Linked DNA regions of Mus musculus: region 2 is linked to region 1. A link is a loop called in an ENCODE intact Hi-C map of the cell type or tissue named here. Cell type or tissue: heart. All regions are shown on one strand.

What was found. A loop is a pair of places that touch in the nucleus more often than their neighbours do. Peaks named below come from ENCODE experiments on the same cell type or tissue, not always from the same donor. Only the 100,000 strongest peaks of a DNase experiment are listed, where the experiment ranks them.
Region 2: it touches region 1 in a loop (5-fold over the local background); 16 of 42 quality-filtered maps call a loop at or near these places.

What each region holds. Positions count from the first base shown.
Region 1 is chr1:134,240,326-134,248,325 of GRCm38, forward strand. No RefSeq gene overlaps it. Among named protein-coding and RNA genes, the nearest start is that of Adora1, 8.9 kb to the left of the region's middle. In heart, a CTCF peak has its summit at 4,066 (motif pointing left); DNase peaks (open chromatin) are centred at 4,076 and 5,186; H3K4me3 peaks cover 252 bases; H3K27ac peaks cover 2,584 bases; H3K27me3 peaks cover 1,441 bases.
Region 2 is chr1:134,317,918-134,325,917 of GRCm38, forward strand. Ppfia4 (protein tyrosine phosphatase, receptor type, f polypeptide (PTPRF), interacting protein (liprin), alpha 4) reads right to left here. Exons shown (of 29, transcript NM_001374777.1): 10 at 6,594-6,677; 11 at 6,162-6,293; 12 at 5,085-5,176; 13 at 3,144-3,252; 14 at 1,298-1,506; 15 at 1-131. Among named protein-coding and RNA genes, the nearest start is that of Gm32267, 22 kb to the left of the region's middle. In heart, a CTCF peak has its summit at 4,891 (motif pointing left); a DNase peak (open chromatin) is centred at 4,914; H3K27ac peaks cover 315 bases.

The sequences.
Region 1 (8,000 bases):
TCTTGGGCAAGATGAGGGGCTCTATAGGGCCCCAACCTTGCATCTGGACAGAACAGTGACAGTAAGCAAGCCTCCAGGGCGGGTCACTGATAGTACCAGAGGTATCAGCTCCATCTTTAGCATGGGGAAGGCAACATTTGCACATGTTTCCTGAGCCTAATCCTCTTATCCAGGAGACAAAACTAGGAGCTCCATCTCTCTCGTTATCTGAGAATGCATCTCAGGGTGTAGAACTACCCGTCATGGCCTTCTTTGTTAGTACTTGAAAACTCTTGAGGGTTTTGACCAGGGACTGAAGGATCTGGGAGATGCTACTTTATCTTTTGTGGTGCTGGGTACTGAACGGGGGCCTGGAAATGCTAGGCGAACACTGGGTTACCGAGCTTCAACCTAACCCAAGACAACGGAACTTCGAAAGACAACCCCAAAGGAGAGGAAGTGAAGGCTGCAGGTCTGTCAGCAGCAGTAAATGCTTTTGCTCAAAGATGGCGAGAAGCTGAACCGAAAAGGAAGCAGAGGGAACAGAGAAGAGCAGATGTTGCATGGGAGGTGTGCTGGGCTCAGCGGCTGGCCATGTGCAGCAACCAAGGAAAAAGGAAGAGAGAAAGATGACTGACGAAGGAGACACTGGCAGTGGAGACCGAAGGTAGAACAAGTGTGGTGTGGCCCTGACAGGGTTTTTGTGGGCCTCTAGAAAAACCCAGAGCATGAATGTGGACATGTTCATCTCTGTCTCGGTAAGAGTGGAGACCTCTCTGAACAAGATTTCCCCTGGGGGAAGCAAGATTACTTGAGGAAGGGAGCAAGGAGGCTGGCCCGTATATCCCGCCCACCCACAGGAGGAAATCAGAAGGGAAAGCAGCCAGAAGGGAAGAGACACTTCAGGAAGAGTTGTTCTGAGTGGCCTCAGGAAGGGAAGCCATCATCTTGTGTGACAGGAAGGGAACGGAGGCCTGGAAGAATCCTGGTAGGAGGGGGTGGGTGGCTGAGGGTCTCTCCCAGGTTAAAGCTGCCGCAGGTAGCTAAGGGTGGAAGCCGTGGGTGCAAACTCGTCTCTGAAGGAGCTTGGCAGGCGAAAGAACAAAAGATGGATGGTTAGCTGCAGGAGAAGGAGGTCACAAAGAGGTTGGTTTTAGCTGGGGGAAGATCTGAGCATGCTCACAGCTTCAGTGAAGAAGGCAGCGGCAAGAAGAGATGAATCAGAGGGAGAGATGCTGAGCCCAGGGCAGGCTCTCCACACTACCTCTGCAAGCCCATGGGGACCTAAGCAGATACTGACAGCTCACCGGACTCAGCACTGTGCCTGACGCTCTACCTGCTCACAGACCTGGAAATCCCTGACTTTCCCCCATTCCCTAGGCCCCCGGTCCTTTGTTGAGTGTTTCCGGGATGCTCCCAGGCTTTTGTCTGAAGCGCACCTCTATTGATACGTAGCCAATAATTTGTCAACAACATTTCATGTCAATAAAAACTTGGTCTTGCCCCCGTTCTTGCTCCTCCTCCTCCTCTGGTGGCCAAAGCCCAGCCTGCACCACAGTCCTGTTCACCAGGTGCCAGTCATGGATTTCTTGGCTTCCCTGACTCTCTGTGTACCCAGAGGGGTCCTTCTGGAAGACTCACTGACCCTCCACCAGTCAAAAGAAAACAGACTGGCCCCACCACTGACAGACAAATGCCACCCTGGATAGCCCACTGTATGCTGAACAGCACAGCTTCCTGGACTCAACACCACCTGCAAGAAGTCAGGAAAAGGACTCTGCCTCCTCTCCCCTTCACTGGGCAGAAGGGGAAATCGAGGCAGGGAGGGATTTATGTGACTTCTGTTAGATGCTAGCTAGGCTGGCTTCCCAATTCTCTCCATGGCCCCCTCCTTTCCCACCCATCCATCGCTGCCCTTTGATAAGAAGAGGCCCTCCAGCACATCATGGAGAGCGGGCCCTCAGAATGTGGAAGGAGGGAGACAGGCTAAGGTTTTCACAGCAGTGTTACTCAAAATAGCTTCAGAGCAGAAACAAGCCAAATGTTCACCAACTAGAGTTACCAGAATACATTCAGGACATCCAGTTTAAAAACTGTTAACAGCTTTATTGGGAAATGGTTTATATAGTAGAAAGTTCACTCATTTAAAGTGTACAGGCCTCAGTTCTGAGACTGTATTTACAGAATTGTGCAACCATCAGCACCGTTTCTGTCTAGAACATTTTCATCATCTCCCTCTAAAAACCCTGTGCCCGTTAGCAACTACTACTCCCCCTCCCCAGCCCCAGGCAACACAAATCTTTGGGGGAGGGGGCAGGATTGAGACAGATTCTCACTGTATAACCCAGGCTAGCCTCAAGCTTGTGGTTCAACTCTTATGAATAGTTAAGATTAAAGGGCTGGGCAGTTCAGTGATAAACTGTTCCTTCTATAGAATTGCCTGTTGTGGATGCTCCTCAGTGGTCCTTTGTGACAGCTTCCTTTGAATACCTTAATGTTTCAAGGTCCATCTGAGTTGTAGCATGTATCAGTTCTCTCCTCCTCCTCCTCCTCTTCCTACTCCTCCTCCTCTTCCTCCTTCTCTTCCCCCTCCTCTTCCTCTTCCTCCACCTCCCCTTCTTCCTCCTCTTCCTCATTCTCCTCTTCTTCCTTCTCTTCTTCCTCCTTTTCCTCCTCCTCTTCTTCCTCCTTTTCCTCCTCTTCTTATTCCTCCTTTCCCCCCTCCTCCTCCTTCTCCTCCTCTTCTTCCACCTCCCCTTCTTCCTCTTCTTCCTCATCCTACTCTTCCTCCTCTTCCTCCTCCCCTTCCTCCTCCTCTTCTTCTTCCTCCTTTTCCTCCTCTTCTTCCTCCTCCTTTTCCCCTTCCTCCTCCTCCTCCTCCTCCTCTTATTCCTCATGCTCCTCCTTCAATTATTTGGAGGTCAGAGGGATAACTTCTGGGAGTCAGTTCTCTCCTTCCACCATGGTTTCTGAGGCTATAACTCAAAGTCATCAGGCTTCATGTGAAACTCCTTTAACCACCAGGCCATCTCATTAGCTCAATGCTTAGTTTCAATGGCTGGAGAAGACTTCATTTCATGGACAGTTCACATTTTGATTACCCAGTCTTCAGTATACACACACACACACACACACACACACACACATCAGAGCTCAGGGGACAGAAAAGCAATAGTAGCGATGAGCATAGTCACCTCACAGTGGTGCCTTAGTGTGGTGCCACGTGTACCAGTCTGAGGCACGAGGGCTGAAGACACTGAAGCCAGCAAAGTTTTCATCCTGTTAAGCTGAGCACCAACTGGGGTGGGGTTTGCTCAGCTGGGGCCCTGGGGCTGTGAGCCTGTCAGAAGGCCTACCACACACATTTTCATAGGCTGTGTTCCTCTCCAGCGGGCATGGAAGTCAGGCGTGCAGACACTGAGCCTCCTTCCTCACTCTGTGGAGTCCAAACCGGTCACACAGGCTCATTCCCTCTGCCTAGCCTGGCGCCCATTCCTGATCTTAAGCACAACTCTAAATGCCATTCTACAGACACTCCCTTCAAATCCACCTCACCTCAGTCCTGAACCTGGAAGAAATTCACACCCTGAGCAGGGCCACTTGCCTAAGGCCGGAAAAGAGAGATGACCTGAGAAAGATGGTCTGTGGCTGGGCAGACCATCGGTCCCCTCTATGGACCCACAGACCAGAAATTAACTCCTATTCCTAAAAGCCAGTCACTCGACCTGGTCGCTCGTGCTAGGGACAGAGGGGTCTTTCGATGTCTAGACGTCTTCATTTTCCCCTCCCCAGTACCCAGGGTGTCACTTGCAAGGCAAGCCCTCCACCACTGAGCTGTTTCGATCACCCCAAAGTTGGACAACCTCATCACACAGGGCCGGCGCGGCTCCCGGAGCAGACGGTCCAGAATGAGATTCAAGACAGCAGAACCACGTTATCTTTGTGGGTTCTTTAGCCCCTCGTGGCATCGCGGGTGACATGGCAATAATTCTCCCTTTTTGCAGCCTACAGAGGCTGAGGGAGGGCAGAGAGGCTACAGATCAACGTTCAGTGCCCTTGTCTGGAGCTCGGGGTCCCCCTGCTGGCGCACTGGAGCCTGGGCGGGGCTTTGAGCCGAAGGGCGGACACAATCAGGTGACAACTCTGGGGAACGTGGCGAATGAGGTGGAGCTGCTGGAACTCAGCTGGAAGGCCCAGGGGACCAGCCCTAGGAATGTCCAACAAATATGCCACCCCGATGGCGACTTTGGTCTCCTGGTGCCCAATCCAAATCCTTTGTTACCAGCCCCGCTGCTTCTTATGTTTGCAGGCAAAATCTCCTGAACATGCCCGAAGAGCATGTGTTGGGAGCCCTCCCTGCTCTGGGGAAATCTTCAAAGACGGGGTTCCCAGCACCGTCTGCTTCCGGCCAGCCTGCCTCAGGAGTGGTTCATCGCAGACCTTCCACCTCCAGTACTTCTGGGAACACCATGCGTCTGGGCACAGAACCCTAGGTCACCCAATTCTCCTCAAAGGCCTCCAGGGCCTAGTAAATTTGGCTCAAATGTCCCTAACTGGGAATGTGACCAGGAAGCCTCAGTTTTGCCGTCTATAAAATGCAAACTATCGACTTTTCTATGTGTGTGGCTGGGAGGATTTGGTGGTATTGTGAAGTTGGTCGCACTTGAGCATTTGACACACACCCCTAAGCACTGATGTTTGCATAGCTTTTTGGCCCTTCCCACCCTAACATGTAACTAATGGCAGGTAGGAGTTGTCCACGAGGAGTAGGGCACCGCCCTGCCACGTGTTTGAGATTTTCCCCACCTAGCCAACTCCTTGCTCTTCCACCCAGTCTACAACAGGAGGGGTGGCAGCTGTTTCCCTCGGCTGCCCAGTCTCTGACCCAGCCAAAGGCTGGCACAGCTGCTGGGGTGGCCCAAATGCTACACAAAGGACAGCTGGGGCTGAAGGAGGACAAAGATGGGCACCCTGCCTGATCAATGTGTTCCCTCACCCCGCAGCCCTCTAGACCTTTCGTAGCAGCCTGGGACCTCTGACCTCACTCTTGCCACAGCTGTGGGGAGGGGGCTGTCCTCTTGCACCCCTCTCCTTGTCCTCTGCTCTCTGGGCCTCCACCCCCCCCTTTCCCCTGTTCCCTCTGTCGCCCACATGCTGCCCAGCTGTCCCTGTCCCTGTGCTGGGCACTCCGCCCACCTGTAGCCCTCATGAATCGCCAGTGTTCACACTCTGACCCCTCAGCCTCCACCTGTTCCCCTCGGTCTGGGCGTCAGGGCTGTGTGGCCCCATCTGTTGTCCTCCGTCTAGGACTTAGGGCAAAGACTCCATTGCAAAGCTCCTAGCTCCCACCTGCCTAGGGTGGGTAGGAAGGCTCGGCTGAGAGACAGGATCTAATCCGGTGACTTCATCTTCTTTCTTCTCTGCCCAGGCCACCAACAATGTTCCAAACAACCTAGAACCTTCCCACCTGAAGAAAGTGAACAGCCCGCTCACTGCAGAAGGACCTTTGCATCTTTAAACACATTCTAATCTCATTTCTGTGGCAAGGCGCTTTAACAATGTACAATGGCAAACAGAAAAACAAGGCGTTGGGAAATTGCATGTATATGCGTGTGTGCATGTGTGTGCGCGCGCGCACTTGTGACTAAGTTATCTCCCAGCCAAGAAATCAAATTCTTTCTGTATCGTCTTTCTACCTTTTTTTTTTGGACAGGTACTCATGTTGCCCAGGCTGGCCTTGAACTCCTGATTATCTCTCAGCCTCCCAAGTGCTGGGATTGCAGATGTGTACCAGCAGTCCTGGACTGACTATACTTTTCTTGACAGTGAAGCCACTACAGTTCAGCTCAAATTCCCTTACCAATTCCCTACCCAGACCCTTCTGAGCACAGAGGGACCACCGTGAACGCTTTGGGGTATTTCCAAGCATTTGCCATATTTTGTACCACTTACATGCATAAGTTATATACACATATACATTATGGCACTCACAGGCTTGTGCAGGTATTGGCTTTTATTGTTCTTGAGGAAGTTGTAACCTACAAGTATTCTGCAAATGAGTTTGTTGTAAAAAACAAACAAAAAACAAAAAACAGACAAAAACAACAGCAATCACCCTACCTGGGCCAGTAAAATGACTCAGTGGATAAAATCACCTGCTGCCAAGCCGGACAGCCTGAGTTCAGTCCTCAAGCCCAGCATGGTGGAAAGAGAATTGACTCCTGAAAGTGATCCTCTGACCTCCACAAGAGCACGTGTGAGTGCACTTGCACACACGCGCGCACACACACACACCCACGTAACTGTAACCTTTATTTGCCTGATGTAATTGTCATCTCTGAGGCTTACTGCTTCACTCCGCTAACCAAGGCCCAGTTTCTAGCTTCTGCATAATCTTATCTAGGCCTAAAACGTTTTCAGCCTCTGAGACTCACTGCTGAGTTAGCTCACCCTTTCCTAATTCTTTCTGAGCTCTAACTGGCTGATTCAACTCAGCTATTCTGGCTTAAACTCCTCTCCCAGCTGACGTATTCAATCTGGCTCTCAGCCTCTGAATTGCTCTGCTTGGCCTCAAGCTAACTCTAGAAATCTGTTCTAAGTTCCCCTTCTCTGGCTTGTTCTGTCTTCACCTTCTTCTAGCTTGTTCTATCTTCAACCTGTCTCTGTTAAGCTCTCCCAGTAAACCTGCCTCCATCTCCCTTCGGGCTGCTTGTCTCTCCCTCTCAACTCCACTGCACTGCTCTCCACGAACTCTCCTGTATTCTTGTGCTGCACTCTCATCCTCCTGTCCCGGCTATCTCTCCCTTAAGTAGCTTCCCTTTCCTCTCTCTTCTCATGAGAATTGGATGGACACATCCTATTCTGTCGAATTTTTCGTCACTTTGTCTGCCACTCGATTAGACATCACTTTCAAACATGGGGGCTTCCTTCTACAAACTAACTTTACCTTGATTGTTTTGGATTAACAGTCAATACTAAGGGTATTCCAGCCAGAGGGACTAAAGGTATATGCTAAGGGCTGAGCCACACCCTAAAGAGAATCAGGTACAAATATCATTTAACTTACGCACACATGCACATACATACACACCAACAAATAAATGAATGTAAAAACAGATTTTATTTGTTTTTTCTTCTTCTTTTCTTTTCTTTCTTTCTTTTTTTTTTTTTTTTTTTTTTTTTTTTTTTTTTTTTTTTTTTGAGACAGGGTTTCTCTGTATAGCCCTGGCTGTCCTGGAACTCACTTTGTAGATCAGGCTGGCCTCGAACTCAGAAATCCGCCTGCCTCTGCCTCCCGAGTGCTGGGATTAAAGGCATGTGCAACTACGCCCGGCTCAAAAACAGATTTCAAAAGTCTGCCTGCCTACATCAGTGCATGCAGCTCTGCAGTCTCTTCAGATTCCACGTCCTCTCTCAGAACTGACAATGGCATTGGGCAGCATTTTGTTAGCCTCTCCTATTGACAGCCATTTACCCTATCGCTTGTGTCTCTATATCAAGTCTGAGCCATCTACAATCTAGTCCTTCCGGGTCCTACCTGGCGCTGTGTTTCTACTCCCTGAAAAGAAAAGGGGCTGCCATTTATACTGTTTCAGGATCATAAACATCCTCAGAGCATTTTAAAAAATAAAATTTTAATCACTCTCTTCCAAAATCTTGTAGCCTGGTGGGATGATTGCTCTTTCCACACAGAAGGGGACAAAGAGATTTGAAAAAAGAAAAGGGGGTGAGGGGTGGGGGAGTAAAGAGGAGGAAGAAGAAAAAGGAAGTAGAGAATATGCTTCATAAACTGGGCATTGTGGTGTAGGCCTTTAATCCAGTACTTAGGAGGCAGAGGCAGGCAGATCTCTGTGAGTTTGTTTGAGGCCAGCCTGATCTACAGAGTGAGACCCTAACTCAAAAACAAAACAACAAACAAGAACAAAAGAAGAATAGAAGGGGGAGAAAGAGGAGGAGGAGAAGGAGAAGAAGAAGGAGAAGGAGAAGTTTCATTATACCAGCACTGTCTGCCAGAAAGGAAA
Region 2 (8,000 bases), 78 kb after region 1:
TCAGAGAGGTGGGGATAGAGCCACGCTTGCGCAGCTGGGTCAGGTTGAGGGCCTCCATGCTGCCGCTGGTCACACGGGTCTCAATCTCCTCAGCTCGAAGCTCAGTGGACTCCTTCTCCTCCTGGATCATCCTGCTCAGAAAACCAGGGTGTTGCTAGGTACTGCCTTGCACTCAGCACCCTAGCACCAAAGGTGGGCAACACCCGTAGGCACCACCAGGGCTCCCAGGGCTCTTTGGCCAGTCACCTTCCCAGTTTAACAAAAGCCCATTTCTGGAAGGAGGCATTTGGTCCATGAACTATGACCCATCTCAGCGGGAATCTCTGAGCTGCACTAGCTACAGGAGTGACCTTGAGCGGCCTTCGCTCCCAGTACACGCCACCATTGGGATCATGTTTATGCCCAAACAGGGCATTTGTAAATTCATGCCAGCCTCTAATTAGGTACCTCTGTTTCACTGCAAATGAGAAACACGGGAGATGGTGTGTTGTGCCCAAGGGGCACTCAGGGAAAGCTGTGCATATGCATTCACACCCACTGATGGAAAGATGCCAACTGGGCTTCAGAGAGGGACGTGTCCTTATTCTGAAACAACACCTTCCCCACTCTGAAGCCATTCAAATGTCTTTTCTCTTGAAAATCTGCTGGGACAGTAAATGGTAGCTATGGCTACTGGAATACTCTACAGAGGTCCACACTGGAGTCTTGTATTTGCATGTGTGTCTTGATGCTGATTTCTCAAATTTGAAAGTCTGACGTCAACAGCTTGTCAATTTCACCTTGCTGCATGGACAGTACCATAAATAAGCTCGCTAGAGACACAGGATGTAGTAAAGGTTTTGACAACTTTCCCTGTCTCCGGTTCCATTTGATGTGGCCTTATAGCTTGAGAGGCATGGCACTGGAGAGCTTCTACCTGTACTTAACTTTACCCTGTCTGGGCTCAGCCACTTAGCAACTGTAAGCAAATCACTAAACCCCTCTTGACTAACCATCACATTGACAAAGCTCCCACCCTGAGCTGGCTTCTTCACGGGCATACTGAATACCAGGAACATAGACAGCTCCATCTGCCCAAGCCCAGCCACCTCCCAGCCCAGAGGGGACAGATGACACCTAGAGTCATCTGTAGCCCTGCCCCTCTAGGGTCAATACGAGGCCCGAATCCTTGCCTGGTACCTACCGAGTGTCCCTGGATGGCTGTCCTAAGCTGTAAGACGGGACAGGAGTCAATACTTCTCCTGCAGTGCCCCACCCAAAGGGCCCATCCTCCCAGGCAGCTTCACTCCCACCCCACCTGATCTCCTGGTTGATGGCATCCAGCTGCTCCTGTAGCATCATGGCCAGGGTCTGGGCATCTGAATGGCCACCGGGTGAGATGACATCGACCTGAGTGCCCACCAAGCCCCCAGGCTCATCCTCATCCACATCAGAGATCTCAGGGTCACTGTCAAAGGCAGGCGTGGTGGCGCCCAACACCCCTGGCAGTGGCGATGGCTTCCAGTCCTTAGCAAAGGAAAGGGGCGGCAGTAAGAACCCTGGAAAGCTAGGGGCTAGAACCCTGCACCTCCTCTGGAAGCCTGATGAAGATGTGGCCAGAGAAAGGCTCTGGCACAGCCTCTTTGACCCAAGGCTCCAGTGTCCTGTGTCCCCATCCCTACACCCCACTCCTCATCCCCAACCCCACCCCACCCCAGTGCTGCATTTCAGCCTCTGCCTCTTTTGCATGGAGCATCTAAGCAGCTGCTGTGTTCTTATAAACAGTGGAGTAAAGAGTCAGGAGAGGAAGGAAAGAAGAGGCCTTCAGACTGTGAGCAGATTCACCTGCATTCCAGCCCGCTTGCCTCTCTGCCTGCCTGCCTGCCTCTCCACCTAGCTTCCTGCATGCATGCATGCCTCTCCACCTAGCTTCCTGCATGCATGTATGCCTCTCTGCCTAGCTTCCTGCATGCATGCATGTCTCTCTGCCTAGCTTCCTGCGTGCATGCATACATGCCTCTCTGCCTAGCTTCCTGCATGCATGCATGCCTCTCCACCTAGCTTCCTGCATGCATGCATGCCTCTCTGCCTAGCTGCATGCATGCATGCATGCATGCCTCTTGTCTGCCTGCCTGTCTCTCTGCTTTCCTGCTTCCCTGCTTGCCTGCCTGTCTCCCAATGCCTGCCTGCCTGCCTGTCTCTCTACCTGGCTGCCCTCATGCATTGCTACCTCCCTGCATGTATGCTTGTTTATTTGCTTCTTCCTTTCTTTCTTTTGTTCATCCTTCCTTCCTTTTTTCTTTCCTTCCTTTCTTCTTTCACTCCTTCCTCCTCCCCACTTCTTTCAATGGGTTCTAGTCATGTTGCCTCAACTGGCTCACAAGCCACCTGCCTCAGCCTTCCAAGTACGCTAACACACCTACACACCAAGTGCGCTAACACACCTACACACCAAGTACGCTAACACACCTACACACCAAGTACGCTAACACACCTACACACCAAGTACGCTAACACACCTACACACCAAGCTCGGATTAGGAATTTCTCAAAGGTGAAGATGACTCTCTCCCCATCCGACTAGGTGTTCCCTCTTTCTCTGTGCCCATACTCTAGGGCCCCAGAACAGATGAGGACTGGCGATTGGTGGACAGCTGGCCCTCTTCTGCCCCTTCTCTTTCCCTGTCCCCCACCCCAAGTTCCTGGACAACAGTGTAAACTCCCAGCTGCTTCTCAGGTGCCATTGCCTGGGGGGCCAGTTAATCTGCCATCTCTCCCTCCTCGACACTATAAGCCATGCTTTTGTTCCAGGAAGCTCATTAATTCCACTTTACCCTTCCAGCCCCCTCTCTGGCACCAGAAATGAATGGTGCACAGCCAGGCACACGCTCACATGCTGTAGTGGGGCCTCAGGGACCACTGGCCACCTTCCACTCCCTACCTCTTGCCCACTGGGAGGCTGAGGTAAAGGGGGGGGGGGTGTGTCACAGCTGTTGCAGCTGACAAGAGTCCCAACCCCAAGGCTGCAGCTGTCATTGACAGGGGAGAAGGCTGGGCGAGGCTTTGCACCACACGCCAGTCGTCTGTAACTGGAGCCAGACACACGGCTGAACTGACCCCACATTCCCCAGGGAGACCCCCACACATATCCCTCCACCCCTTACCTTGGCAGATTCATCCCTCAGCGCCGAATAGCGTCGATGCAGACCTGGGGGCGCGTGTGTGGCTGTACTCAGTGAGAACCTCACATCTGCTGCGCTGCCCACGTGTGACCTTGAGTGACAGGAGAGAAAGACAGGCCCTGAAGACTGATAGCCCCAGCCTACACTCACAGGGCCCAACGACTGGGGAATGGCCAGTTTGGAGAGAAGCAGTCTGGGATACAGCTGTTTCAAACATCAGAAGAGCTGCCAGGGAGGCACGAGGCTCCACTTAAGCCCCGGTACTGGGGGGGTGGGTCAAATGGACCCAAGGGAGGATGCTGTAGGGAGCGGTGGACCATTCTGCATGAGCAGGATCGTCTCCTGACAAGAAGTGTTAGGATGCTTTTTAAAAAGTTGAGCCCCCTGTCAGAGAGGCATTCAAGTGGAAGGCCTTGGGCTTTTGCGATCACAGCCATGCAGGAGGGCTCCTGGCCCAGGGGACAAAGATGAATCTAAAGACAGGAGCTCTAAGGGCCATTCAAGTCTGGAGGTCTTTGCATCTTGGTTTTCTCTCTAGACACTCTCTGCAGGTTTCCTGATAACCTGAACTGAACACCTGGCTCAGATTCACCCAGGTGTGTCCTCCACATCACTAGGAAGCTTTAAAGACCCCAAAGCTAAATCACAGATACAAGATAGAGAGTCCACTTTGGCTGCCCAACATGTCTGTCTCAAGTGCAAGACTTTAGGGCACCTGGAACAATGTCTGGTATTGAGAAGCCTTCTCTGGGATTCTTCCACAATGGCTACTCAGTTCAGAAGCCTTGATGGAGCCTAATACAGAGAGGCAAAGGAGCCTACAATCTAAACCATGTACCCGGGAAGAGGGCGCTCCAGCCTAGCTTCCCCACCTCAGTTCTGTGACTCAACATGTGAGGCCAAGAGTTCCCGGTCAGCAAGGAAAGCAAGCAGCAGCAAAGGGCTTTGGTGTGCTCTGGGTTAGTTCTCATTCACTGAGAGCTTGTTCCTTCTGGTCAACCAATGGGGAAGGAGAGGTCAGAAAGGTCCCTGCCACCTCCTCTTCACCCCCTCCCTATACAAGAGCATAATTTCTAGTGAGCTTGAAGATGAGACTTGCATGCCTACCACCTCAGAGCTCCAGAGGCCTCTCACCTCCAGCCCAGCATCCTTTGCCCTCATACAAGCACCTCCTATGCACACATACATGTGTGTTTCCCGTAACCACCTTCCTAACCGCTAATGTCCATGTCCTGGTGCAGCAAGAACACCAACTGAAGGGATCAGCACATCTCAGAGACAACAAGGAGTCAAGAACCCTAGGCAGTAGCATCAGTCATCTTCCTCTTCACCCTACCTCGATGCTCTGAGAACTGAGTTCAACGCCAACTGCTTCACAAAGTATGGCTACAAGCGCCACTGGCCATGTCTTACAATGCTTTCAGGTAAAGGGATATGGAGGCCACGGAGAAACGTGGCTTCTCCACTTCCAACAGGAGGAGGGTTGCTGCCTTGTTTCACTTTCCCCGGTGTCTCTCTGTCCGCTGGCTCCTACTTGAACTTGGGTGGTCCTTGACTCTCACAAGAACTTCAGTGAGTGGTGAACTCTACAGAGGGTCTTGCAGGATAACGGAGAGCGTGTAACTCAGTGGACCCTTCAAGGGCGTGCCCTCTGGCAAGGATCTAGGAAGCATGGCCTCCTCCCACAGCAGAGAAGGACCACTATTGATTCCTAGCCTCTCAGCACCCCCTAGAGGAGGTATGCTCCCTTCCTAAGTGCCCAGATGAGCTGAAGGACTGGCCAAGCTCCCTGAGCCCCAGTGTCCCCTCCTGACAGGACGGAAGACCCTGAGGTCCCGGGCAGTGTTTTGGTGGGGGAGTCTCCTTTCTTAAGATCCACTCAGGACCATAACCCAGCATGCACTGAGTCCCACACTCTAGTACCTGGAGTGGATGCCATCCACAAACGGCCCCCCTCGACCCTTCAGCTGGTCCACCTCTTGGCGCAGCTTCTCAATCTCTTCAGACAGACGGCCCTGTGCCAGGCAGACCCAGGGTGGGATGGGGCCAGGGAGGGGCAGAGAGGGGAGAGTGGAAGTCAGAGAGGGGCAAAGAGGAGAACAGAGGTGGGGCAAAGGAGAAGGACATACTGCAAGGTCCGAAGCCAAGGGCCCCAAGCTAGGGCCGTGGATGACACCAAGGAAGAGGTGTGACGGGAAAAGGAGCACAAGATTGACAGAGGGGCTGGGCCAGAAACTGTGCGACCCTGCCTAGAGAAGAGTTCTGCAGGCCAGTTGGTGCCTCACCACCAGACAAATGCAAGGCAAATGAAGCCAGGCAGCAGAGAGGACCAGGTCTTTGCGGCACACACCGCTAAAGACACGGCTGCTATCTCCAGCAGGTAGGACTCTTTCCTCACACAAGTTAGAAGCTCCCACCAGATCCTTCAGTGGGCCCAGAGTCTGAGCTAACCCTATGGCCTATGTCCGTGGCCTCTGCTCCTCTGGCCTCTGTATGGATACAGCATATATACAGTCTATAGCTATTGTGTCAGGCGGGCGATGGCATAGTGTGCGCGTGACCTAAGAGAGGCTAGCAGAGCAGCTTCGTGAACACCAGGCACTGTGCCTGAGGCCTCCCACATGAGCAGGGCTAGCCAGCAGCTGGGTACCTGTAGCTCTTCTATGAACTCTCTATGACCCAGGAGTTCTCCAACTCCTGGATCAGCATTTTCTGAGGGAGAGCAGCTGTGAGCCAGGGGTCCTGACTCTGATCTTGGAGTGACCCCGATCTCAGGTGTCTTCTTCTTCCAGCCCTACCTCTCCAGGCCAGCATGGTCCTCCCTGGCCAGGGATGCTCCTCCCTTCCCTCGTTGTGGCTCAGGTGGCTTTACCAATATGCTTATTTTTATATGCCCTTCCCCCCACCACCACACACTAACTCCTCACAATCCCACTCCTCCAGTCCACTGGGCTCCACCCATGCCCACCCTGCCCACTGTGCTCACCCCAGCTTCCTCACCTTCTCCTCCAGGGCAGCCATTCGCTCCTTGAGGTGGAGCTGCAGGCGTTCGTTGGACTCACTAAGCAACCGGTCCACGGTGTCTGACAGCCGCTTGTTGTGGTCTTCATTCATCTTCTCCCGCTGGCGCACCTGCACATCCCACCATCTTGTACTTAGTCTCCACAAGGCTTGTCACCACCCTCTTCCAAAACCATCCATTTCTACCGGGGTTCTGTGCCAACTCACTTGTCCACTCATCTGTCCTCTAGGACAATTCTCTCCAGCTCTTTCAATCCACTCCTCCCTGTCTGCGAGCCTCCTCCTGACCCCATGCGAGCTTTGTCCCTGGCCTAGCCTTTCCTCTGTACACCTCCCCCCTCCACGGACCACCCTGTAAGCCTGCCCTGAGGGGGTGGAGAAGAGGCCAAGATGGCTAACTGGTGCCCTCACCCTTGCCAGCTCCTGGTTCTTCTCTTCCAGCTGCCCTTCCAGCTGCCGCAGATGTTCCTCAATGTTGCCATGACGTTCCTCAGCCTAGGTGCAGGGACAGTCAGCCACCTTGGAGATCTTTGTTCCCTATGCTCAGGCCCCATATGCCACAAACTCTGGTGTCAAGGTGGTCTTGGGGATCGGGGGTCTCGGGATCAGAAACCCAGCTCTCTCCCATCATCTTGGAGCAGAACTGTTACTCCCTTTTCCCCTCTCCTTCTTGCCCAGGGCTAACCTTAAAGTGTATGCCCACTGGACCCACAAGAACTAAAGGGAATAATCCACAGTAAATGTCCAAGTGCGGTAAGCATGCCAGAATGCTAGCCTCCTGGTGGCTATTACCTAAACCACTACTAAACCAGCTAGCCATTCCTGGCCATTATCCAGTCATGGGGACCCTGTTGTATCTGTACCCAGAACATTACATCCCTTACAGTCAGGAAACCCTTTCTTTACATCCTCCTGCTATGACTCACTTGAACACACCAATCACTTGAGCCCATCCCTTCGAGACAGATTTTGCTCAGCATCCCCCCACAACATCCTCTACTGGAACTTAAGTCTCGGGCCTCATTCCAGGTCTGCCAGGACAATAGTGGCTACCCCGGCAACTCCACCATCATAGAAGTAAGGAAACTGAGGTGCAGTTAGGGAGAGGCTCTGTGACCTGACCAATAGACTCTGAGAGAGGAGGAAGTGCACGCACCTAGGATTAACCAGAGATGAATTCTGTCGTTGTGATGGGAGACTGTGTAGAGGTGTGACTTGTGATCACCAGAGCTCTCCCTAAACCCTCAGGTAAAAGCTGTAGTCTCCCCTCCCCCAGCCTGAAACCTGCTTGCTCAGGGGTGGAGCTTCCTGCTCATTCGTTCTGCCACGCCCACTGCTGGAACCTGTGGAGCCACACACGTGCACCTTTCTACTGGACCAGAGATTATTCGGCGGGAATCGGGTCCCCTCCCCCTTCCTTCATAACTAGTGTCGCAACAATAAAATTTGAGCCTTGATTAGAGTAACTGTCTTGGCTACATTCTTTTCTCTCGCCACCTAGCCCCTCTTCTCTTCCAGGTTTCCAAAATGCCTTTCCAGGCTAGAACCCAGGTTGTGGTCTGCTGGCCGGACACAAGAAAAAGCAACCACTGTCACATGAGCACTTGACCCAGAGCCTGATGCTTACAGACTTCCAGTGTGACAGATGGGTCCTCCAAAGACTGAACTCACAGCCCAACTGTGCCTCTGAAGACCAGGGCCATATCTGCTTTGGCCGCTGAGTCTACTGGTGTCTGGCCTGCACGCTGCTCAGGAATTATTACTGCAGTTACCTCTCCGTTAGGTAAATTTATATACATCTTTACTTCATTCTAAAGC